2 separate regions of the Homo sapiens genome follow, and region 2 is linked to region 1. Evidence: chromatin contacts called from ENCODE Hi-C or POLR2A ChIA-PET data. All regions are on one chromosome and are shown on one strand. The core of a region is the stretch at or near the end of the contact, and the rest is flanking DNA. Distances in the headings are between cores, read along the strand shown. Region 1 overlaps C1orf105 (chromosome 1 open reading frame 105). Region 2 has its middle 11 kb from the start of FASLG.

The links. A loop is a pair of places that touch in the nucleus more often than their neighbours do. ChIA-PET counts read pairs that join two places held with the same protein, here RNA polymerase II (POLR2A). Pooled maps may share reads with other maps.
Region 2: a loop to region 1 is called in a pooled map, with 3 times the contacts of the local background. The contact joins two enhancer-like sites. A Hi-C loop is called at or near these places in 1 of 168 maps with a recorded cell type or tissue (CD4-positive, alpha-beta T cell) and 5 of 50 pooled maps. POLR2A ChIA-PET finds 5 or more read pairs at or near these places in 2 of 52 experiments (OCI-LY7 and activated T-cell).

What each region holds. Positions count from the first base shown.
Region 1 is chr1:172,447,564-172,451,826 of GRCh38, reverse strand. It overlaps C1orf105 (chromosome 1 open reading frame 105), which reads right to left. Exons shown (of 7, transcript NM_139240.4): 3 at 3,296-3,386. Among named protein-coding and RNA genes, the nearest start is that of PIGC, 5.6 kb to the right of the region's middle. Within about 2 kb of position 2,544, at least 4 of the 41 ENCODE cell types and tissues checked have a DNase peak (open chromatin) inside an H3K27ac peak, as active enhancers do.
Region 2 is chr1:172,668,090-172,672,769 of GRCh38, reverse strand. No RefSeq gene overlaps it. Among named protein-coding and RNA genes, the nearest start is that of FASLG, 11 kb to the right of the region's middle. Within about 2 kb of position 2,254, at least 3 of the 41 ENCODE cell types and tissues checked have a DNase peak (open chromatin) inside an H3K27ac peak, as active enhancers do.

The DNA of each region.
Region 1 (4,263 bases), core at 1,295-3,794:
CCAAAAGTAGTGCTCAAAGAACAATTTCAATATTCAAAAAAAACCTTATGATATTACACATGTTCCTTCTATCTGAAAATATCAGCCATTTAAAAAAATAAAGCTGAATATACTTAAAAAAACCCAAAATGTATAAAAAATAATATCCATATCCCTACATTCAGACTTATTAAATTTGATTTTTATTACCATCACTATTTTAGGTCAATAGCATTTAATATTCTCTTTAAAAATTGTATTTGTAATTATATGCACTAGATCAACATAAGCAATATAAATATGAAAATGACTTAGGAGTATATGAGGTAGTTTCCTTGGTAGTTATGAGCTTTGAAAATTTAGTCAATGTGAGAGAAATAATAAAAAGAGAGTTCTTAGTGGTGAGAAAATAGAAAGTAAACATCCTATACATCTTCCCCAGCTATGCCTCTGCTACTGCACAGTCTTTTTAGCCAGGGCTTTTTGCCACAGGTCTGCTAAAAGCAAAATAAATAGTGTTCTTATCTTCACTCTGACTCATTAGACTGGAAGAACAAACCCAGATCAAAGTGAGTAGAGAGAGAGTGGGGGCAGGAATTGAGAGGGTGGAGTGGCATTTTATAATCTATTAGTAACTGAGGAGCTCTAGTTAATTTACACCCAGTACCAGCAAGTGGGCAAAGAGATTTCAGAGTCTCCAGCTGCAGTTTTCCGGGTCACCCCCACACACCTGCTGTTCCTTTGCCTTGGATCACTGAGTCAGTCACCTTTTGGCCCAGTTAGCCAACTATCATGATGCACCTTTCTGTTTCTCAGCATCTTGAGGAGTCGTGAGTGGATGCCTGCAAATGGCAGGAGAAAATGAAGAAGCTTCTCCACAGTAGATGTTTAAACGAGGAAATGTTTAGGCTTCATTTGTCTTCACTAAAAATCTTTCTTCTTTGACAGACCTGCCTCTCCTTTTGTCTTGTGTTTTTTGTCCCTCATCTCTGTGTGTGTGTTTCTATCTTGCTTTCTGTCTCCCTCTTCCTGTTATTGTGTCTCTGAGCCTGTCTCCCCTTTGTCTAGTCACTAGGAAATACTGCTCCAGGCACACGTGCACCTGCCTCAGGCACGGGGCTGCTCCGGGGCAGGGGAGGAGTAAGTGGGTGTTTAAAGTTCTGCCCTTTGACCTGTGACGGTGAAGAGGAACGCAGCCAGGTGGCAGGAGCTTTGCACCTCTGCACAGGGTCCGGGGTCTCCAGTTGGCCTCCGGATTGCCAGCAGCTTCTTGTCAGGTCCCTGATTTAGAGAATGAAGGAAGAGATCCTGTCCACAGTACATTCTACTCCCTTGAAACACAACAGTTTCTTTCCAGAAGGGAGCAGCTGCCAGCTGAATCCACGTTTACCTCATGGCACATACGTGCAGGCCTTCATACACGCAGTAGACTCTGGGAGCCAGATTCAAATTTGAGGACGTCTGTGTGACGGGAAAGAATATGACTGGAGGTACTGGCCTGGTGCCCCAACAGAGCAAGGATCCCGGGTTCCCTACTTGTGTTTCAATCTGCAGGGGTGACTCTTTCTCATGTGCAAATCAGTGGAGGGTCAGCCCCTAACAGGATGAGAGTGAGGGTGAGGCTGAGGGGCCTGTGTTCTCTCCCAATAAGAGCAACCTATTTGGGACTTCTCACGGGTCAGCCGGGAAACTGGCCTCCCAGGAGCCCTTTGGGCTGCGCAGCTGGAAGCTGTTGCTCTTAACTGTCATCTAGTGGCTAACTATGAATATTGCAGCCACAAAAACCGCTATACCCTGCTGGAGAATGGCCTCTCACTCCTACTGGTCGTTAGCATTGGCTTTCCTTCCCCATTCTCCACTCCAGCCAGGCTGGGGCCTGGTGTCCTAGTGCCCAGGTTGCCACAGTACAGAGACCCAGAACAAACCTGAGATGAGGAGGCATTCAGCGGCAGGTGAGACCTGTCTAAATAGGAAGTTCACAGCGACTTGATGACTGGAAGGCTTCTTGCTGGTTCTGCAGCAATTGCTAAGCCAGTCCTGCCTCCCCGCTCATCCCCCACCTCTACCCAGTGCACGTCATGGTGGCCATGTTACCTACTTGCCTGTCCAGGGTGTTAGGGGGACTAAGAGATGACTCTTAAGCAAAGCTTGGACCCTGAAACTCCGGTGTTGAAAACCTTCAATGTGTCCTCTCTGCTCTTGTCTGTTGGGCCCTGTGTGCATTAGCTGGGCCCAGCCGCGTCCTTGTTTCCCTTTCATGTATGCTCAGAATTCCTTGATATTCTTCAGGCATTTCCTCCTGCACACTCAGTCTCCACCTCTTTGCTGATAATCTTCTCTTCTCTTTCCAGTTCTTCCTCCACCCCTGGCTCTTCCCTCCACTTGAAAACAGTATCTTCTAGGTCCAGTGCAGATGCCACTTCCTCTTGAATCATTCCCTCACTTCCACTCTGCTTGCCCAACCTGGGGGTAACCTTTGCTCCCACCTTCTCTCACAAGTGCTGTGCCCTGTTTCTGAGACGCATTCTCAGTTGTGTCCCTGTCCTGTCTGCTCACTCATCTGTGTAGCTGCGGCTGACTCACTCATCTCTGATGTATTAAAGCAAATACAAAGGCCTCCGTAAACATATATTGACTGACACCAGGGCTCCTAATAATTGTGGCTCACATTCACTGAGCTCTTGCTCTGGGTGGGGCACCGTGTCGAGTGCCTTAGGACGCTGCTTCAGGCACTGCCTATGACAGCCCTGTGAGGAATGTGCAATTTTTCAGGTGAAAAAATTGCTTATCTCACCATATATTTTCTCTCTTTCTCCACCTCAGGGAGGTTCTGACTACCCAAGCACTGTAGCCTGTGTGCTTGCTCCACAGTGACACCGAGGGTCACCTGGCAGCCGGTCATGGTGGAGGGGAAATGAGGAGTTTTTAATGTAAAATTCCACAGGTGTAGGGAGTTGTAGGTGGGAGACATAAGCAATCCTTTGGGGGAGGCAGTAGAGACTCCAGATTGGTTCCAGTCACAGGCTGATAGGCATTCCCTGGAAGTCTTGGGGCAGATTCCTCCATACTAATTTTTAGTTTCCTGTTTTGTTGATTCTAACCTTATGCCTGTATTCTTAGTTCTAGTGGACTGGGACCCTAAGGCACTTGAGACATAGTGAGGGGGGTGGGGCCATTCATTTCATTTAACAAATATTTATTGAACATTGATGGTGTACCAAGCACAGGGCTGTGCTAAGGAGATGGGACATGTATTCATATTCTATGTCATTCTAGAACTGCTGTTGGTTTCATTTCAACAAAAATTTTTTAGTACCTTAGATAAAACATCTGGAACTTGAAACAAAATTGGCAAATTCATATTCTTCTTGGATGAAGTCAGAAAAGTCGCAGAGGTATGAGGATATCTAAGTAATTAAAACAAGAGAACGTTAGAACCGCAGTCCCATGTTTGAAGAGCCAGGCCCTTGGTTGTTTCTGAGAGAATACAAGGGACACCACAGGGAGCTATCTTCCACTCCAGTTCTGGAGCACTCAGGCCATTGGGGAGCTCCCAAAAGATGGATTTGCCCTCCTATGTCACTTTGGCTTTTCTGTCCCTTTTGTTTTGCACTAACCAATTTTGGATTGTCAGACACTGTACAAACAAGGCAGGATAAAGATTGTTCACAACAGTAGATGTGTAATGAGCGAAATGAATCCCAGGTTTCCTCTTTGAAAGGGTCTGCACTCAAGTTTTTGATGTTTAACCTGCACCTGTCCCCTTTCGTACCTGGGCTGACTTCTTGGAGTTTGTGTCCTTGCACCCTGAAACAATCCACCTGTTTCCTCCCACAGAATGTCTTCTCCCTTCACCCATTCTTTTCCTTTGGAACATTTTTTCTTTCTAGTTAGCAGTTGAAGCAGTGATGTTGCAAGAACACCAGTTCCTTTTACAGGGTGACCTGCCTGCGCTCTGTCTCACTTGGCACTGTGGTTCATTTCATTACAGTGTAAGGGGCCAAGGCCTGCAGGGGCCTGATAATCATAAACTGTGTGTGTTGCACCATTCATGCCCCTGGCATCCAAGAAATAGAAACTCAGAATGCTGGCAGTTTTGCCGGGAACACACCTCCTCTCTAATGAGGGAAGATTTCATTGTCCATTGTTTATTTAAAACAAAGGCATGTGAAAGGAGTTTGATGCTCATGAGACATTTCTTGCTTCATTTCTCCTCACACTTCCCTGGGCCCTGTAAGACCAGAGATGGTGGGTCTGACATGAGTGCCCTCGGGGTCTTTGTCT
Region 2 (4,680 bases), core at 1,005-3,504, 220 kb before region 1:
CCAAAAATCAGAGAATTATCATTTCACCCACTCCCACATCCAGTCCATTAGCAAATCTAGTTAACTCTGGTATCAAAAGTACTTCTTAACCACTTTATTACATTCAACACCCTGGTTCAAGCCACCATGATCTCTCATCTAGGTTGCTGAAGTAGCCTTTTTACTAGTCTCCCAACTCAGTCTTGACCCACCACAGTCTGTTCTCCATAAGCAACTAGAATAGTCCTTTTACACTGTAAATTTGGTCATTTCACTCTCTGCTCTCGGTCCTCTAATGACTTTCCATCACACTTAGAATAAAATCCACACTGCTTTTCAAAGCTTCCAGGGCCCTACACCATTTGGTCCCTGAATACCTCTTCAATTTTGTTTCCTGCCAGCTCACTCCAATGTACAAAGCCTTTTGGTCTTAAGATTTTGCACTTGCAGTTTCTCTGCTTGGTGTGCTCTTTCCTAGATGTCCATGTGGCTTGTTCTTTCACGACTTGTCATACAAACATCCTTCTTCCATCACTCCCTACTGCCTTACCTTGTTTTTCTTTTTAGCACTTCCTACCACATGACTTATTAAATATTTATTTGCTTTTTTATTGTCTACCGTCTCTCCATTAAAATACAATGCTATAAGGGATTTCATTCATATGATTGTATCCACAGTACCTAAGGAAGTTTCTGGTAGACATTCAATAAACACTTGTTGAATGAGTAAATGAATGAATGAATTATACTATGAGTAAATGAATGAATGAATTATGCTATTTCAAATACTAGAATTTTTAATGGTATGCTTAAGGAGATATTTGTAGCAAATTTGGGGAATGGTGATGATGTCTAACACTCATTTTTAGGTGTAGTTTATTCTGTGTGTGTCATAAGGTAATGTGTCTCCATTGCCTCAAACCTTCAGTTAACTTTATGCACAGCAACTTGTGGTAGTAATGCCTGGAAGGCAATAAAGGCATTCCACAGTGGGAGTGTCAGGAATGCAGACAGCATATCCACTGCAGAAACCAGTGAAAGCCAGGAAACCTGCAATAATGTGGATTGCCCAAGGGAATAAGGGTCTACCCTGACATCCTCAAAAAACCTGAAGACTAAACTTTCCCCAGAATGTGAAATGAGGCTTATGTCATTCTATGGAGAATTAGAAGAAAAGAGTGATCCCTTAGGGCTGAAGGAACCTCCAAGTAGGGGAGGAGGAATATCTGCATTGCCCTTTTTCTGAAGATGTACCAGTCAGAACTCTGGAAAAATGTTTCCCAGTAAAGGGGAAGCTTTGGTAAAAGTGAAAAGTCATCACTGGGGTGAATCTTTCCTATCTTCTGGGTGAACCTGTAAGGACAGAATACCCACTTAGCTATCTACATTGCCAAGGCAGGTTGGCTTCCCAGTGAATCCCAAAGGTCCCTGGTACTGTCAATGACTATATTATTTCTAAATAGGATTTATTTCTGAACCCTCCTCCACAAAGAATGGGGTTCTAATCTCCTTTTTTAAGAATCACCTCATTCTGTCTTTGGATAATCCAAAACCTTGGGAAAGAAAAAAAAATCAGAATGCAAAAATTTATCTCTACAAACACAAGAACTTACCCAGACCCCTTAGAAAAATGTAACTCATTCAACATGTGGCCTTCACACTTCCTTAGATAAGGACCAGGGAAAGTCTAGGGCTTAACCCGCTGAGGAAATTTATACCATGGCTTTGGGAGAGGCAGGCAGCTTCTCTCACCAATTCTTCTCTTTCTATGAGCAACTGTTTCACGTAAGTCACACTCACAATGATGCCCCCACAATAGAGCTCTTTTCCTGTTAAGCTGTGGTAAGTCAAAACCTACTTCAGAGACGACAAAGTCACCACTTTGGGGGACTGAGAAAAGAGGTGAGTTTCATGTGTTTTTGGTTGCTTGAAAAGAAAAAAAAAAAAGAAAACCTCAAACTACTGAACTAGAAGCACCCTTTACGTATGTGTTTGTCTGGAGTGTTCTACTTTGGATTTAGCATTTCATAGAGGAACAATGCCAATCCAATTTTCAATAAACATATTTAAAAGTTTTTAATTTTTTACATTTCTTATGTTCCAACTGAGGTTAAAAAAAAATCAAAGTTCCAAACGGACAGTCAATATCTCTTCTCTGGAATCAGTGAAGCATAGCGAGCTACAATCCTACCTTCAGAAAGTCCCAGAGGCGTCCTAGTACAGCTCAGACTTAGGAAGATGAAAGTGCCAGTAGTATCACTACCAGCCGATGGCATCATGTCAGCTCAGAATGCCCAGCCCCTTTCCCACTTCCTCTGTGCTGTGGTACCATTATCTAGAAGGGTCCATTAGCAAAAGAATCATGGTCTAGCAAACTTCCTATGACCCTTTGGAACTGGCATACTTGATGGTTGAAGCCAAAAGAGGAAAGACAGGATGAGGAGGATTTCACCCTGAGGGCTAGAATACAGACCAGCATCCAGCCAAAGGAAAGGTAAATGTACCTATCAGACTTTCTCCAGGAAGCACCAGCTCAGGAACCTGACCCTCCAGAGCAGATGAATAAATACAAAAGTTTTAGGGAGAGCAGATGACACATTCCAAAGTGAAACTTTGGTTTTGTTCATTAATTTATTAGACAAGTATTTGAATATACTCTAAATGACAGTTTTACCTCTGGTGACCCAGCAGTTTTCCTTGTCTCTGCCCTAACTCCTGGTAATGCCAAGGACCAAATATATCCTTGTTGTTTTCCAATGCCATGAATTAGAATGCATTAGTTTTTTTCAATCTGTAACCTCAAAATACCACTGGATAATTTACTCAATGCTGGATAACCACTCACACACATTCAAGATGTGTCACTAATATAGATTCAGAGTACTCCTAAAAACATATGCACATATATAAGCCAAGAGACACCTGCCTTATAACTAAGGTCAACAAATATATATTGAGTTTCTAATGTGTGTCAAGCACTAGGTGAGTTTGTGTGGATGGAGTGGTAAACAAGGTTGAAAAAAACCCAAAAAACCTTGCTTTTGGAAATTTTATTCCAGTGGAAAAAAACAAATATTTTTAAAGTGGTCAAAATATATATAATCACAAGTTTTGGTAAGTACTAAGAAAGAAAAAAATAACCATAAAATAATGACAAAAGGAGGGGACTCTATTTAGGATACCTGAGGAGATGACACTTGAATGTCACATGAGAAACCTGAACCAGAGAAATTCTGGTGATGGAAATGGAGCCCATGTGCATGGAGACAGTCTGTCCAGATGTTTGTCTCTCCTGGGAAACGAGAAACGCAGTCAGAGCTGGGGATAGTGAGGGGTAAAACAAAAAGTTTTCACCTTGTTTGGTCTGGAAGATGCAGGTGGTTTGGTCTGGGTTGTCCATTAATGAAAGGGGATCTGCCCAGAGATTGCATAGTTCGTAAGTGGAAGAATGAAGGTTTTAATCTAAGTTTTTAGTCCAAAGTCTATGTCCTTTCCACTATGCCACTTCTCTGCCCCCAGGCAAAAACAAGTAACCATGACATCTATAGAAATTTGGATGAGTGTAACACTGGTCATAATATTGGTAATGGAAACTCTGGGAGGTGGAGAGCAAAGACAATGTATAGAGAGAAGGAAGGCCTGGAAAGATTTGCTTCATAGTTCTTCCCACCCCAATAAATTATTCTTTTTTTTTAGACAGAGTCTCACTCTGTTGCCACAGGCTGGAGTGCAGTGGCCCCTGATCTCAGATCACCACAAGCTCCGCCTCCTGGGTTCACGCCATTCTCCTGCCTCAGCCTCCCAAGTAGCTGGGACTACAGGCGCCCACCACCACGCCTAGCTAATTTTTTGTATTTTTTTTTAGTAGAGACGGGGTCTCACCATGTTAGCCAGGATGGTCTCAATCTCCCGACCTCGTGATCCACCGGCCTTGGCCTCCCAAAGTGCTGGGATTACAGGCATGAGCCACTGTGCCCAGCAATAAATTATTCTTAAAGATATGTGCATATATACATATAAAGATATGTACATACTTGAACAAATGTACATAGTGTTGGAAAAGATATATACATACTTGAACAAAGGTACATACTGTTGGAAATGATTTCATATACAGGGATAATTTGAGGATTTAGAGGAGAGAAGAAAATGTTAAAAAGGGACAAGGAAGGGAAGAGGAAAGGTGAGTCTAGCAGACAAGTGAAAATTGTCCTATTTCTCCACTGAGACCAGGTGGAAGGAAGAGATCATGCAGATGCAGGTGGAATTGTGTTTTTGTGTAGAAGAGAGTTGCATAGTGGGAGGAAGGCATGTGGTTGGTTTGCAAGAGGAAAAAATATAATGTTATTGACTCTATAAGTAAAGAAAAATGCTTAAGATTGAACTGAAGAAAAGTGCTAGACAATGTTGAATGACCACTGAGTTCATCAGTGTAAGGTAGAGGTTCTCAACCAGAGGCAACTTTGGCCCCCTCCACACCATGGGGACATTTCGCAATGTCTGGAGATATTTTTTGGTTGTCACATGTTTTGCGGGGGGGGGGATGCTCCTGGCATCTAGTTGGTAGAGAGAAAGGGTGCTGCTAAACATCCTACAGTGTACAGGACGACCTTATAGCAAGCAATTTTTCAGCTCAGAATGTCACAGATCCATGGTTGAGAAACTCCAAAGTAAAGTGATTTCATATTTATATATATATCA